Regions from separate parts of the Homo sapiens genome. Here region 2 is linked to region 1. Evidence: read pairs that join two places in POLR2A ChIA-PET (ENCODE). Cell type or tissue: PC-9. All regions are shown on one strand. Each heading gives the region's core, and the rest is flanking DNA. Links, peaks and the distances in the headings are about the cores only.

Region 1 (7,970 bases), core at 1,968-4,467:
AGTGCATGCCACCATGCCTGGCTAATTTTTGTATTTTTAGTAGAGATGGGGTTTCACCATGTTGGCCAGGCTGGTTTCGAACTCCTGACCTCAGGTGATCTGCCCGCCTCAACCTCCCAAAGTGCTGGGATTACAGGTGTGAACTACCACACCAGGGCCTCATCTCCTCCTTTTGATCATGGCACTTCATAAGGGTATACAGTCATCATCTCCACTTCTCCTTCAAAGTCCTAAAGTTTATTGGTCTAGTCTATCTTTAGACCAGAATCTGCCCTGAAGCTCCTCTGCCAAACTCATTCATGATGACCTATTAATTGCCAAATTCAAACAGTGCTATGTAGTCCACGATTTATTGACCTATTGGTGATATTCAAGATTTTATACCAGCCTCTCCTTTCTTTTTCTTTTCTTTTCTTTTTTTTTAACTTGAATCAGGGTCTTGATCTGTCTCCCAGGCTGGAGTGCAATGGCATGATCTTGGCTCACCACAGTTGATACATCTGAATTCCATATTCTCTTTTATGTCATTCCTTCCACTCACTAGAATGAGCCTCATGTGTTGTCATCTGGTTTATTGCAAAAGCCTATTCATTTCCTGACTCCAGCCTGTTCTCTCCATTCTGTTTTCCACTCTCCTGCCAGGGTAATTTCTCTAGCATGTAAACCTGATCATGTTACTCCCTGTCTTAAAATCCATTAGCATTTCCTCATTGCTTTCAGATTAATCTGCCTATTGGTATTTCATCTTTTTTTAGAGCTCCCAAACACTATACCTTAATGGTGACAAGTAAGTGTTTTGATTCAGAGGATCTCTCTAATAACAGTTCCATCACGTATTAGCTTCAGTGTATTGGGTAAGTTAACCTCTGTCTTTCATCTCTAAAACGGGAGTTAAAAACAATCCACAGAGTTGTTAAAGGATTAAGTGAATTCAATGTTGTAAAGAGATCAGACACAAAGCAATAGGATGCAGGTATCATTATTATTATTCTCTTCAGGAAATACTGAGAACCATGAATGTAGCACTAGGTAGCTTGTCCTTCCTTGAGTTATGAGACAGATAACAGGGTCTTACTCTGTCTTAAAAAGTCTTAAAGCCTTGTGTTGAGTGGCAACAGTAATATCAATCCATATGCATTCAAACATCGTAATTTCTGGACATTCCTTTCTAGGGATTCACTAAACATGTATGTATGGTGACCTACTACGCCAGACACTTTTTATACACTGATACAAAATATTAAAAACTCCTTCCTTCAGAGTTTACATTCTAGTAAAGAATATAAACAATAACAAGAGAAGTAAAAAGTCCATTGTGTTAGATAAAAATAAGCTATAAGAGAAAAAATACATAGAGAAGAGGAGATATCAAATCCTGATGGGAAAAGAAGATGAAATTTTAGATAGGATAGACAGGGAAAGTCCCACTAAGAAGGTGACTTGACTAAAGATTGGAAGGAAGTTAGGCCATTCTTTTTTCTTGGAGAGACCAAGCCTGGCTGAGGGACAGGGAAATCCCTGAGATAGAGTGAGCCATGTGGGTTCAAGGAGCATTAGAGAGGCCTGTGTGACTGAAGCTGAAGGACTAGGCAAGAGTGGGAGAATGTCACAAAGATAAGGTGAGGAGGCAGATCATGCCTGATCCCAGAGAACAAAAGAGACTGTGACTTTTACTTTGAATGTGATAAGAAGGCATGTCATGGCAAATACATTGAGATTTTATCTTATTTATAATTTACTTTTATTAAATATTTGAACAATTCATGTATACATGTTCCTTTTGTTTTGGATATATGTTAAAGAAAAAATCAAGAAATGAAATTTAATATAAAAATAGTATAACAAATTGTATTCCTTACGTGTTTGACAATCTAACACTGGATTTTTTTCTTTTTTGGTTTGTTTTTTCTCTAATACTGATCATTGTTCTAGTGGCTTTTTTGACAGTTTTTGAGACAAAATTAAGTCAAGATAATGTAATATGTAGCTGTCCCTAGTTATCCATGGGGAACTAGTTCCAGGACCCTCTTGGATACTAAAATCCATGGATACTCAAGTCCCTTATGAAATGGCATATTTGCATATAAATTTTAAATCATCTCTAGATTACTTATAATACTTAAGACAATGTAAATACTATGTAAACAGTTATACTGTATTGTTTAGAGAATGACAAGAAAAAAGTATACATGTTCAATATTTCTGAATATCTTTGATCCATGGTTAGTTGAATCCACAGATGTAGAAGCCACAGAAGGCTGACTATATTATTTCATATATCTATTGTCTTATAAATTTTAAATATACTGCTCATTTTCCTATCCATGTGTTTTTTCTTATTGAATTGCAAGGCCACATCTTGCCAAGGTTTCCTTTCATTTTTTTAACTTGCCTTTTCTTCTTTTTAAATGAAGATTTTGTTTTAGTTTCACAGTTAGGAGCTTTTAAAAGTCATCAGATTTATCGCACTGTGCCTTTATATTTCCTTCATTTGCCCTTATGGATAGAAAACTCCTTCACTACCATAGAGCCAAAAAACAAACAAACAAAAAGGCATGTATTTTATTATGGTTATTTTTGGTTTTGTTTTTTCCATTTAGCACCTGAATTTATGTTGGTATATGGTGTGAGGTTTGATGGCCTAAGTGTGTTTAGTGAATGCCTCAGAGTTAATTCTTCAGACAGATGGCTGGTAAGCCAGGCACTGCCATCTGAAGTGACCCTGATGGGGACAGGGACCAGAGCAGGCCAGGGAGCAGGGTATGCACTGCAGCTGATCTCTCGGGTTTTGGAGACTTGATCCTACACCCTTGCTTTTAGGTGTGAACTTGCATTGCTGGGACAGTAGACCTTAGTCCTTTCTGTGGGGAACTGATTGCATTCCAGGCCTTCTGCCCTGGAAGGGGTCTGCCCTATCACCAACATCCTCACCCCTACATGATTCAGCAGGCTCTTCACTCTTGACTCACAGTGGTAAAACTCCACCCCTTTTTACTCATAACCTCTGCCTGGGCTCACTCCCTTGATCTGAATTAATATACTCTCATAAAGCTACTTCTTTTTTTCTTCAGAGGAATAACTGAAGTCCTCATCCATCCCCCGTGGCTTTCTACTTGATCAGTGTCCCCCTATCAACTTTCTGACCCACTGTCATCCGCAGCCCCCACCTCTCTAGCTGCATACCACTTGGGTTTCTCAGAAAAGCTCAAAGGACGAGGCTTCACCCTTTATGCTACTGAATTCCATTTATCTCCTTATTACTCACCGTCCACACCTATGATCATTGACTGATTTAAAATCTCCCCACCTCCCCCAGTCACTTTTCATACCAGACATAAACACCAGTGCGTAATAGCTGCCTACCCAGCCCAGTTAGAAGCTCCCAATTCCTCAGAGTGGCCTGAGGCAGAATAGTGTCCCTAAGGTCATCTCAGCTTCTAGATCCCAAGTCTGATTCTCTTTCCTTGCCTTCTCACTCATCTGCTAAGCTTGTTTATTGGGCAACACTAAGCAAAGTTAATGATTATTCCAGTCTTTAACTAGGACGTGAGAAGCTCTCTCCCCATCTTCACCCATTTCTGTGAAGCTTTCAGGGACTATGGGCCTCGCACTGATAGCACCTCCCCAGGCTGGGCTGGCCCAGACAGTCGAAGAGTAGGACCAGCCACTTCTCAGCCCAGCTGACATTTGGCAGCTTTGTGATTTTGGATAAGACATCTTCTCTTGGGAGGTCAGACAAGATCAACTCTTCCAGCTATGACATTGCGTGAGGCAATGAAGAGGGGAAAGTCCATGAATGGAAGGTGGAACTTGATTGGATCTGTTTTGTGGGTTCAGGAGAGGTCCTATCACAACTCACTGGAGGTAGGCAAGGTAGGTGAAGACTTCCATGGAAACTTCTGGCTCTGGGGTGCCTGCTTCACTGATGATTGAGTGGGCATCCTAAAGGGTACACCTCTGTCAAAGTAATTCAAAGTCCTGCTCATCATTCAGACTTGGCTTGTCAGGAATCAGGTACACTTGGATAACCTAGCCTTAATTCCATTCAATTTCCTTTTATCTCTTAGAAAAATATGATTACAGTTGTTCCTCAGTATCCAAGAGGGATTGGTTTCAGGACTCCCTGCAGATACCAAAATCTACAGATGCTCAAGTTCCTTATAAAAAAAAATGGTGTAGTGTTTTATATAATCTAGACACATCTTCCCATATACTTTAAATCATCTCCAGATTCCTTACAATACCTAATACAATGTAAATGCTTTATAAATAGGTGTTATACTATATTGTTTTTATTTGTATTATGTTTCATTGTTGTATTGTTGGCTTTTTAAAAATATTTTGGATGCACTGTTGGTTGAATTACCAAATGTAGAGTCCACGGAGGGCTGACTGCATTTTTAGGCTTATAATGCCAACATTTCTTTGACAAGTTCACTCTGTGTTATATTAATTTAGCTTTCATCTGCACAATCATTAGTACCATATTCAATTTATAATTCATAAATAATAAAGCATATTAACAAATGCATATGCTGTCTCTATGGAAAAGTAATTACCTAAAAATGTTATAAATAATCTGTTTTGATTTTACCCTGCAGAAAGTCTTCTTAAGAAACAATATATTCAATGAAACTACAGTCACAGTTACAGAAGTCAAACGAGCACACTGGGTCTGTGATATTTCTACAACAGGCTTTTTCAACACCTGTTAATCAGTCAATCAGAGGAAACCTCAGGGGCTGAAGATACGCCAGCTTGGTGGAAATTCCTTCCCAAAATAGCAATAGCTGAGCAAATTGCTAGGCTGACAGAAGTAGAGTATGCACAGTTCTTGGGATTTTGTGTGAGACAGCAACTGTCTTCGACGGTTGGCATTTTATCAAAGTTTAAATTCTTTGGTCCAACAGCTGATTTCCTCCTTTGTCATATTCTTTCCTATTTGCTTCCCCAGGCAGTGACAGCCATGTCCTTCCACATTAGACTTCTTGGGTAAGCAGCTTCTGAAATTGTTCTACAGCTGTTAGTAGCTGTCTGGCAGAGACCACTCCATTTGCAAGGTTGCTGAATATCGCTAAGTATCTCCATGAGGCATATAAAATGCAAACTTTAAGAGAAACAAAATATTGTTCATTTTGATTTAGGTCAAATAAATGTCAAAGCCTTTCTAAATAACTAATTATCTTGGTAGATTTGCCTTTTCTTTCTAGTAGAGGAAAAAAAAATCACCCTATACAGTTTATTGATGTCTTCATACGTAGTAAAATGTCAAAAGCAACTCAGTTTAAAGCATTAAAACTTCCAGCCATGCAAAGAGTCTTAACTTTTTTTAAGTTATATTCGGACTTCAAAGACTATTGATTTTCTTCCTGTTTCCCTTAGCATAATATAATCGGCATTTTTCCTTTAATATAAACACATCAGAAAAATCATATTTTATGGCTACTTTAAAATTCCATGAGTTTAAGCCATTCCATAACATGCACATTTAGATTGCTTTGATTTTTTCTTCTATAAATAATACAGAATTAAATGTGTTTTTATGTAAAGTGTTTACTGTAGTTAGGATTCTGTCCTTGGAACAGATCAGAGAGAGAGTGGATCAAAGGTTATGACATTTTAAAAGTAGCCAGATGAAGGTGAATGTTCATACAGTATATGCAGAATATGGTTCGCTTGTATATGGGTCTGATTTGCAAATCAGCTCACAAGAGCTGATCCACAGTAGAGGAAATCTGGTTTAAGATTTTTAAAGTCAGTAAAGTTTTTTTTTATTCTCCAAATAGAAACATACTGCATTCAAAATTTCTTTAATTGATTATTCTCTATTTTATACCCAAAGACTTAAAAAAATTTTACTCTCTAGTGGATTAAACAATTAAGAAAGGTTTTTTTAAGATTAAATGGACTTCAGGCTCATGACCGGAATTTTTTTTTTTTTTTTTTTTTTTTCCTTTTTGAGAAATGGAGTCTTATTATGTTACCCAGGCTGGCCTCAAAGTCCTGGGCTCAAGGGATCCTCCTGCCTCATTCTCCCGCATAGCTGGGACTACAGACAGGTACCACTGAGCACAGCAATTTGATGATAAATATAATGCAAATACATACAAATTTCAAACACAAAAAGAAAAAAATGAAGGTTTCCTTTAATCTTACCTTCCGGATATAATAACTAGTATACGATGTGTTTGTTTCACTTAATGCTATATTTGGGATAGCTTATTTCTGTATCACCTCTTGTTTTAGTACCTTAGAAAACACATTTAAAAATCATAATTATTGATAGGGAAAAGTATAAAGAGTAAGAAACAGTAACAGTCAAGATAATCTCTGATGCCATTTTTTTTCTCTGATGCCATTTTTAAAATAACAATACAGCATGTATGTTGGAGTCAACATACAACCCTATTTGCATCCTAGTCAGAATGCATTTTCTCACCAAAATTAACCTATCATCTTCGAGGAAAACTTCAAAATGTTTTATTCATATGTCAGGAAAGAGAGAGAAATTATAAAAATAGATATAAGTATACATACAAATATGATGATGCTCTAACACACTCTCATGTATACTCTTTTTATCCTAAATCTATCTTGAATATATTTCTATGACTACATACATATTTATCCATTCCACTATGATTTTTTTTCCAATTCATGTGAGCCAAAAGAACTTCAATTTGCTGAATGAAGTGAAATAGGAATCCAGTTTTTTAATAATGAGGGGGAAGTCAGTGGAACTGAACAAGGCCAAGAAATAAATCAAAACGTATGTAGTTATTTAATATATGCTGCCAATTCAAAATAATGTTCTTTCCATACAAGAATAAAATATGTCATTTTATTCATCCATTCCTCCATTCCTTGTATCGCCATAAGAAATCTGTTAGTACTCCAGTAGCAATGAAGGGCTACTCCTCTGCCCTTAGCGTTCCTTTTCACACAATCTTCCTAGATATTTTGCCATGCTAATTTGTCTAGGTAAATTTTGTGTCAGTTTTTCTAAGTCCAGCAAAAAATGCTACTTTATTTTTTATTTTTGTTTTTATTTTTTAGAAAGAAGACTTTGCTCTGCCACCCAGAATGGAGTGTGCAGTGGCACAATCATGGCTCACTGCAGCCTGAAACTCTTGGGCTCAAGCGATCCTCCCGCCTCAGCCTCCCAAGTGGCTGAGACTACAGGAACACACCACCACACCTGGCTAAATTTTTTAATTTTTCTAGAGACAAGGTCTCACTATATTGCCCAGGCTGATCTTGAACTCCTGGCCTCAAGCAATTCTCCTTCCTCAGCCTCCTAAAGTGTTGGGATTACAAGTGTGAACCGCTGTACCTGGCAAAAATGCTATTTTAATTGAGATTATATGACAGTTGTAGATTATTTTGATAAAGAACTGATTACATTACAAAATCAATTCTTCCTATATAAGAACGGGATATAGCATTCCATTTATTTCGTTATTTCATTCCTTTCTCTTCTTTAGTATACATTAAAACCTGCATATTAGTTGTTAGTATTCCTTGGTGTTTTATCTCATTACTATATATTGCATCATATGTGTGTATGGATAAATGTGTGTATGTATACACAGTCACACATGCACCTATACCTTAAAATATAATGTTAAAGTAGAACCATTCTCTTCACTTCTCACAAAAGTTTTTTTTTTCCATTGGGACTAGACATTGAATTTTGTCTGAAGACTCACTAACAATATATGGAGCTGACCATATGGCTTTTTTCTTTTGAGTTTCTTTTGAAGAATTAAATACTAGAAGTTTGGATGTTAAGCCAACTTTTATGACTTGGCTAAAACCCAATTGTCCAAAGTGTATTATTCTTTTAATACATTGTTGGCTTTTATTTATTACTATTTTTTTCAAATTTTATTTTACTATTCAAAACACCAATGTGCACTCGTCTGTCTTCATTCAATTTTATATTACTGAATAATGACATAATGATAAAA
Region 2 (7,970 bases), core at 1,911-4,410, 330 kb after region 1:
ACCACACCCAGCTAATTTTTAAAAAATGTTTTAGAGTTGGGGGTCTCACTGTGTTGCCCAGACTGGTCTTAAACTCCTGGCCTCAAGTGACCCTCCTGCCTCAGCCTCACCAGTAGCTGGGATTACAGATGTGAGCTGCTGTATGATTCTGTCTCGCATAATTGGATATATTTTAAATGGTAAACTTGATCTGTATAATATTTGGACCTCCCTCAAAAAACAAATCATTCATGAAGCTTTGGAAAGGCTATTATAACCAAATAATGTGTGCATAAGGAACCTTCTCCCCACATCTCTGAGCCCCTTTTCATTATGGAACCTCACAGCATCCCTCAGGATATCCCTGAGCCCAGGGGAAGATGAGAGTGGGAGGAATTTCAGTGATGGGAAATAGAATCAAGTTAAAGTAAACTCTGAATTCGATAGAGACAGTGTGGGATGAAGCAACAACAAAAAAATGTATTAAGACGCTATCAATAATACATTTTGCCAGCATTTTTGAGACGTTCCAAACCAGTCTCAGAAAGTTTGAGACTGATCCCAAGAAAACAATGAGAAAGGTTGAGTCTAAGCCTAAAATTTTGGCTGAATTTGGAAATTATCAGTGTGAAGGCTACACACCAAAAATATAAGAACCAACTGTCCTGAAAGTTTGGGAGTTAAGATTTGGGGAAATTATTTGAAATCATTTCAATCTACCAATTCCTGATTTTTTTGCACTAAGAATTGAAATTCTGAATCCCTTAATTTATGTATCAAATATATCTACCAGCAGTGCAGGGACAATGAGGGTGGAAATGCATTAACTAATAGATTATATGGACTGCCTTAAGCAACTGTATAATTTCTGTTAGGATGAAACCGAACCATGTTGGGAATTCTGATTTAAAATGAGGTCTGTACTTTATAGATGTGGAAAATAAGGTTCATAGGACGAAATTACTTCCTCAAAAGCGACATAACTGCGTTGCAGCAAAAACGGCAGGAGAGTGCAGGTCTCTAAGCCAAGTCTTGGACTAGGTTCTTGATTCCAACAGTTCTCCAGTGATGCTTCTGAAGACACTGGGCTGAAAGTGAACAGTGACCCTCTTTCCCGAATGTCTATAATTTTCTCAATTTAAAATTTTTCTCCTAAAAGACAATGGCTATTTTAATCTTTTCTGTTTGTTTGTTTGTTTTGAGACACAGTCTCGCTCTGTCACCCAGGCTGTAGTGCAGTGACGCGACCTCGGCTCACTGCAACCTCCACCTCCTGGGTTCAAGCAATTCTCCTGCCTCAGCCTCCCAAGTAGCTGGGATTACAGTTGTGTACCACCATGCCTTGCTAATTTTTGTATTTTTAGTAGAGACGGGGTTTCACCATGTTGGCCAGGCTGGTCTTGAACTCCTGACCTCAAATGATCCACCTGCCTCGGCCTCCCAAAGCGCTGGGATTATAGGCATGAGCCATTGTGCCCGGCGAATATTTTAATCTTTTAGTGACCTCTGCCATTTTTCTTTTCAAGAACAAGATGAATGAGCAAATGTAAACATTTTAAAATTAACTTGGAAGGGCTTTGACAGATTTCATTTCTCATGGACATATGCTTGTGACTGTTTCAATATTGCAGGCATACACTAGCATCATTTTCTTTTAGCAGAATTGCTTGGTGCTCCTGTAATAGAATGAAGTGTAATAGTGTGCAAACATTCACAACTTCCATGTGCTCTAAAACCTAAACAAGTTTGAACCCACAAGTCACTTTGTAAGGCACATCCAGGCTCGTTGAGATTCTAACTGGTGGAAATAGTTGAAAGTATATTTGTCACTTACACCTTGCCTATATCCAAGAAGGATTTGAGTCTTCCTCCAACAAGAATGCATCCAAGCCAGTCTAAAACTGTCCTCCATAAAATAGGGAAATACACTTTGGGAATTTCATAAGCTAAACACTATTTCCACATTGGTCACCATGGTGAACACAAATATGCAAAATCGACTGAATGGTAACAAGGCAGGGAGAGAACGTGCTTCCTATAGGATTTGATCTGCTGCTTATTCTGATCAAAGTGGAAACTATAAAGGTTGGTTGGAGCGGATAGCCCAATGCCTGCCCAGTAACAGGGCTGCAGGAATTAACACGGTGGACGAGGGAAGGTACAGACCATTTTCGGTGGCTAAATGAGAAATAATACTAAGCGATAGGATATCCTGTATGTTTAGATTACTTGCCTCTGAAAACGAGCTCCAATTCTTTTTCAGAACAAGTATTGGGAACAAACTGTGGATATTTAATCACTTAAGGGTACTTTCTTCTGGGAAAATCGCTCACTCTTAATTTTTCAGTTGAGTTAGACAAGGGCTAATTGCAAGAGGATTAAAACCTTGAAAACTGCTTTGTTCAGCTTATTGTTTCAGGTTTCCCTTTGGAGTGTGGATGATGTGTTTATTTGACATAATGAATACCACCATCCGCTTTGTTCCGGGAACCAAAAGGCTATGTGCTTGCCCAAGGAATTTCTCAGTTGTTTATATGTAAGGAAACACTGCTCTGTGTTATTGGATGGGACCATTACAGCTCTTTCTTAAATAGGGAATGCAGAGAGCCGTGCTTTCCTCACTCACATCTGAGCAGAGAAACCAGAAAATAGCCTTCAGCACTCCAAATGCCTGCTTGTTTTCAACACAAGAGAGCAAAGGGAACATTTATTGAAAATGTGTGTTCTTCGCTTAGGAACCCAGAGCTTTACTTTGTGTTATTGGCACATCTACTTAGACCTATGTTATATGTGTATGTGTGTATATATATATATATATATATATATTTTTTTTAAGTATTAGATTGGAGTGCTTGGCATGAATCATAGATTAGAGAACATTGACAACTAACCAGATAGTGAACTCTGCCTCTATCAGCCAAATCTAACTGCCAAAACACTGAGGAATAAAGTAACCACTAATTAAGCAGCCTGGAGTTTTGTTTTTGGGTTTTTTTTGGTGGTGGTTGTTTTTAATACATACCCTGCCATAGGATGAGGGCAATTGTGTGAAATACATGCTTTGCGGTGACTTCCAGTGATGCAACATAGCAGTCTTTTTAAACAGCTGAAAACTCTCTGGTCCTTTATGGTTTCCAAAAGGTACTCCTTAAATGGGCATAACTGATGGGGGATTGGCTAGTGAGCTACAGAGAAGGCTGAGTCAGAGTGACCTGTTGGAGCTAGCCCCGTGTGTGTGTGTGTGTGTGTGTGTGTGTGTGTGTGTGTGTGTGTGTGTGTGTGTGTAGAAAAGGGGGAGCCGTGGGCAAGGGGCGGGGGTGAAGGGAGGCTGCAAGCTTGGCAGAATGTTTGAACAAGACAAAGAGCAGTTCCAGCGACCAAATAAGGAAGTGAGTGCTGAAGTATTTCAGAATAGAAGTGTGTCAGGGACTCAAGGCAATTGCGGAGAGTAAAAATAGGCAAAGAAGAAAGGGCAAAGGATTTTTGTTTTACTTGTTCCACAAAATAAACAGGGAAAGAAGTATCTCTGGTCTTTCAGCTGGAGTGAGAAAAACAGATCGTATCTATCCCTTTCTGTTGGCTTTTTATAGACATGTGTCTGAAGAGATGTTTAGAAGCTCTTTCAGTGGCAATGGCAATAATAAGCATGCTTTTGTTAAAGACAGAAAAACGCAAGTTGTGCATTAGACGCACCATCACATTCCCTTTATGTGTAATGCATGAAACTTTTAGCCCAAGATGATGGAAGTTTCCAAGAACCAACAGAAATATCTGGAAACCCATTTTCAGACATGTCCTGAACACTGAATTATAACTGTATCCTTTGAGAAAAATCTTACCTCTTAACAAGCCAGTTAAATGTCCATTAGATACAGTGTCTAACTTAAATATGTTGATAGTTACTGAAAAAGATGTCAAAAGAGGCAAATTACGCAAAGAAACTGTCAGTACTTGTTTTAATCTTCTCAATACCATCTCCCCAACTCTCCAGAGTGGCCAATAATATGTCACTGATCCTATGGATAAATGCTGCTCTTATTTTGATACTTTTTTTGCAGTACGGGTGGAAGAGAACAAAGATTTGGAAGGAGAATTTCAGATACTCCTAAACATAATTTGAAACAACCTTTTTTTGTCCTACAAAACCAACATTGAGAAATTATTTCTATTAACCAAGAAATCAATTTACTTATGTCTGCAACTAGGAATAAATAGAAGACATTCATCCTGGGTAAGACTTTTGAAAGCCCTCAATAACTAAATTGTTGGCAACTCTAGGATTGGCAATTGAACAAATCTATCCTTCTGTTCTCATGCAAAATACAAAATTGGACAGCCCACACTTGAATCAGAAACTACCAGAACCTGCCCAGAAGAGTTTGGGTAGAGAGCTAAACTGGAGTGCAAAATAGGGAACACACAAAGATTGACCACGGCATGTAGATGATCTTACAATGTAGTGTATTCTGGCTCCAAAAATAACCTGCCCCCCACTTAAACTGAAATATAAACTCTATTGAATAAGCTACCTTGATCATGCTTCAAGAAAATGTTAGGCTTATGACAAAATGTTTATTATCACAAACAAAGAAAAAATTAAAATGAGACACAGTGTTATGCCCACGAATAGTCATTTTAATGACCAAGCTCCATCCTACCAATGCTTCACTAGTTGACTTTTTTTTTTTTAAGCAATTTAACAATAGATGTCAAGAGCAGGGAAAAAAGGCTGGGTGTGCTGGCTCACGCCTGTAATCCCAGCACTTTGGGAGGCTGAGGCAGGAGGATCACTTGAGCCCAGGAGTTGGAGACCAGGCTGGGCAATATAATGGGACTCCATCTCTACAAAAAAATATTTCGAAAAAGCCAGACGTGGCGGTGCACACCTGTAGTCTTATCTGCTTGAGAGGATGGCTTGGGCCCAGGAGGTCAAGACTGTGTGAGCCATGATTATACCATGTACTCCAGCCTGGACAACAGAGTGAGACCCTGTCTCAAATAAATAAATAAATAGTGGTAAAAAGAGTATTTGACTTCAAAATCATACTTCTCAGTATTTGCCCTGAGGAAGTAACTCAAAATGGGAAAAGAAATGTATAAGCCTGAAGATGTTTAGTATAGCATATTTTTTATAATTTCAAAACAAAAAATTTAGAAGTCAAATACACAGAATATTCTCTTATCTCAACAATGCAATATTATGCAGCAATTAAAACTGGTAATGATTAAGCCTATGAAGGCAAAAAATGTTTATGATAAATGATACAATAATGACGAAAAGTTACCTTGTAAAATTACACACTATCTGTATAGCTATGTTTTGAGGACTAGAAAAGAACATGGTGAAATAGTGCTAGTGTGTTATACATACATAGAGGTAGATTTTTTGTCATCTTTATTTTGTGTTTTTCAATAATAAATGCCTTTCAAAAAAAGATGATGATGAACAAGCTTACAGGCAAGAGGCAGGATTCCAGAGTCAGAAAGAACTGAGGCTTCAGAGTTTACCTATCCAGCAAATATAAGTCACAAAGTTTTGTGTAGCTAGTTAGTGATGTTGTAATAGACTTTGCCATTTACAGAACTGTTTTACTTACTGATTTGACTTGTCAATTATTTAAAAATAGCAAAGCTAGCAAAAATAGCAAAATGTCAATTATTTAAAAATAGCAAGTGTAATTCTTTTGTGAGAAAAACAATCACCCACAAAAATGTAACTGCAGAGGCTCCGAGACCATTTGTGTGTGTGTGTGTGTGTGTGTGTGTGTGTGTGTGATTCCTCCGGTATAGCTGTGAATAATGTGAGGTAACCAGAGACTGGCAGAGTCAGCCCAGGATTAAACACCGTCATCAGCAGCACCCCAGTTTAAAGAGAAGATTCAGAGCACCTGCATCAGGATCTCCTTCTAAAGCCCTGAATGGCAATTGGGAGCCAATCCTGACATTGAGATCACATAATAAACTGTTCTCACAAAGAGCAGTTCATTTAATCTTTCCATGCTTTTGTTTTGGTGACCCCGCTACTGCTGGGAGTAATTATAAAGAACTCCAAATGATTAGAAAGCATTTTGCATAAATCAGCTTGTTTGAATTATTGCATTTCCAGGGAAAATTAATTGCGACTTAGAACAATGCAGAAATTATTTACACACCCAGGTGTCAAAAAGCAGAGGAGAAGCAAAGAAGTAAATATATATTTATAGAATTTCCTGTGATGGCTTATAATAACTATTGAGTAATCATAGAATGTTAAATGTAATCTCATCCAACCCTCTATAGTGGAGATTTGAAAATGGAGACACAGGACTCGAAGTGAATCGTGCAGGGTCTCATAAAGAGTTAATGCCAGAGCCAACTCCTTTGTTGAAAATAGTAGTTAAATCCTTAATGGCTGTTCTCTAGAGCTCTACTTGCTGCCTTTGCCTTCTTGCCCCTCTCCTGTGGCGAACTTAAACAGTACTTCCATCAGTCTTACTTCGAAAGACTTAAGAGTTTGAAGGAGCTCTAGACAATTTATAGTCTTGTCTTAGGCAAGGTGATTCTGCTTCATCTAGTTACTTATTTAGAATGTTAACTCCTTAGTGGCAGAAGTCATGTTTCTCAGTAATAACTAAACTTATTGGCAGCAATGCCATGTGCGCCGTGCCAAATGCTTTCCAAAGTCTCGTTGAATCCTTGCAGCAATTAATCAGGTGTGCAGTGCTATTATTCTCATTTTACTAGAGGAGGAAACTGAGGCACAGAGAGGTTAAATAACTTCCCCAAAGCCTTACACCTAGCAATGGAATATTACGCAGCAATTAAAACTAGTAACAATTAAGCCTATGAAGGCAAGAATGTTTATGATAAATGATAAAATAATAGTTACCTTGTGAAACTGCAAGCTATTTGTATAGCTATGCTTTGAGGACTAGAAAAGAACATGGAGAAATAGTGCCAGTTATGCGTATGGATACATATGCATCACAAGTGCGTATGTTGAGATTTAGACAAAGTATCAGCCTTGGGATTTACACCCAAAGCATGAGCTCTTAAGCATGAACTTGCATTACTTCAGTAGGTGTTCAGTGAAAGTTTTTGAAAATACACCTAAAGTATCCCAAGCAGATGACAATTCTCTTGACTATGACCAAAGGTATGAGGAAGAACTTCTACTTTGAGTAAATAAAATGATGGGCTTCCAGAAGCCAGGTATCCAGGTGATAATTTTTCTATTTGAATATGAGAATGATAGTTACACAGATAACTCCAAAAATTACCTGCATCAGTGAAAATTTGGAGGACAGACATATATAAATTTTGCAATGTTGTATGTCATACCAGTGAAGGAATCTAATGATACTATTATTTATTAAGTGAGGATCGCAATAAGAGTTATTGAGTAATCAATGTCTCTGTATTTCTTTGGGTTATGATTCCTGTCACATCAGTATGGAAAAAGATTTAGCAAGTCGCATGCTTTGCTTGTCCACAACATCCAAGCTCCAAATGTCGCAGACATAAAGATATGCCCAGAGTAATCTACTCTGTAACTCACAGTGAGGGTATTTAGTTGAATCTCCATATAAAGGAATGATTTGAAGGAATTATCTTTACCTAATCCATCCTCCTCCCCAAAGTAGTGGAAAATAGACTCAATTATTTCACCTGAAGTTAAATTTGCATGTGTGAAAGTGTATGTTTATGAAACAAATAGTGCTAAGCATGACATTAGAAATGGAAATCCTAAGTCCTCTGCAAAACATTATCTGATGAGTTGATTACGTATTTGTTCTCTACTTATTTCATCTTACCTTAAAACCATGGGATACTAAGGTATTTTTTTTTTCATCATTCATCCCCTTTGGTAAAATATCAAGTATATGTATGTGTGTGTATGCAGATATGGGTATATATATGTATGTACAAATATATACATGTTTAATGTATTATTACACATACAGATATACACAAAGAGAGAAAAATTTGAAGAATTAGATGAATATACGTAT

Evidence for each region. ChIA-PET counts read pairs that join two places held together with the same protein. Peaks named below come from ENCODE experiments on the same cell type or tissue, not always from the same donor. Only the 100,000 strongest peaks of a DNase experiment are listed, where the experiment ranks them.
Region 2: POLR2A ChIA-PET joins it to region 1 with 10 read pairs; 3 of 35 experiments call an interaction of 5 or more read pairs at or near these places.

What each region holds. Positions count from the first base shown.
Region 1 is chr4:168,484,202-168,492,171 of GRCh38, forward strand. It overlaps LOC107986198 (a long non-coding RNA gene), which reads right to left. Exons shown (of 4, transcript XR_001741448.3): 3 at 6,157-6,249; 4 at 2,549-5,107. Among named protein-coding and RNA genes, the nearest start is that of DDX60L, 7.7 kb to the left of the region's middle. RefSeq lists an enhancer at 2,686-3,885. In PC-9, for the core only: no CTCF peak of the experiment used is centred there; DNase peaks (open chromatin) are centred at 2,980 and 3,310; H3K4me3 peaks cover 998 bases; H3K27ac peaks cover 2,500 bases.
Region 2 is chr4:168,813,610-168,821,579 of GRCh38, forward strand. All of the region lies in intron 10 of PALLD (palladin, cytoskeletal associated protein), which reads left to right. Among named protein-coding and RNA genes, the nearest start is that of PALLD-AS1, 170 kb to the left of the region's middle. RefSeq lists enhancers at 2,261-2,895, 2,896-3,531. In PC-9, for the core only: no CTCF peak of the experiment used is centred there; no DNase peak of the experiment used is centred there.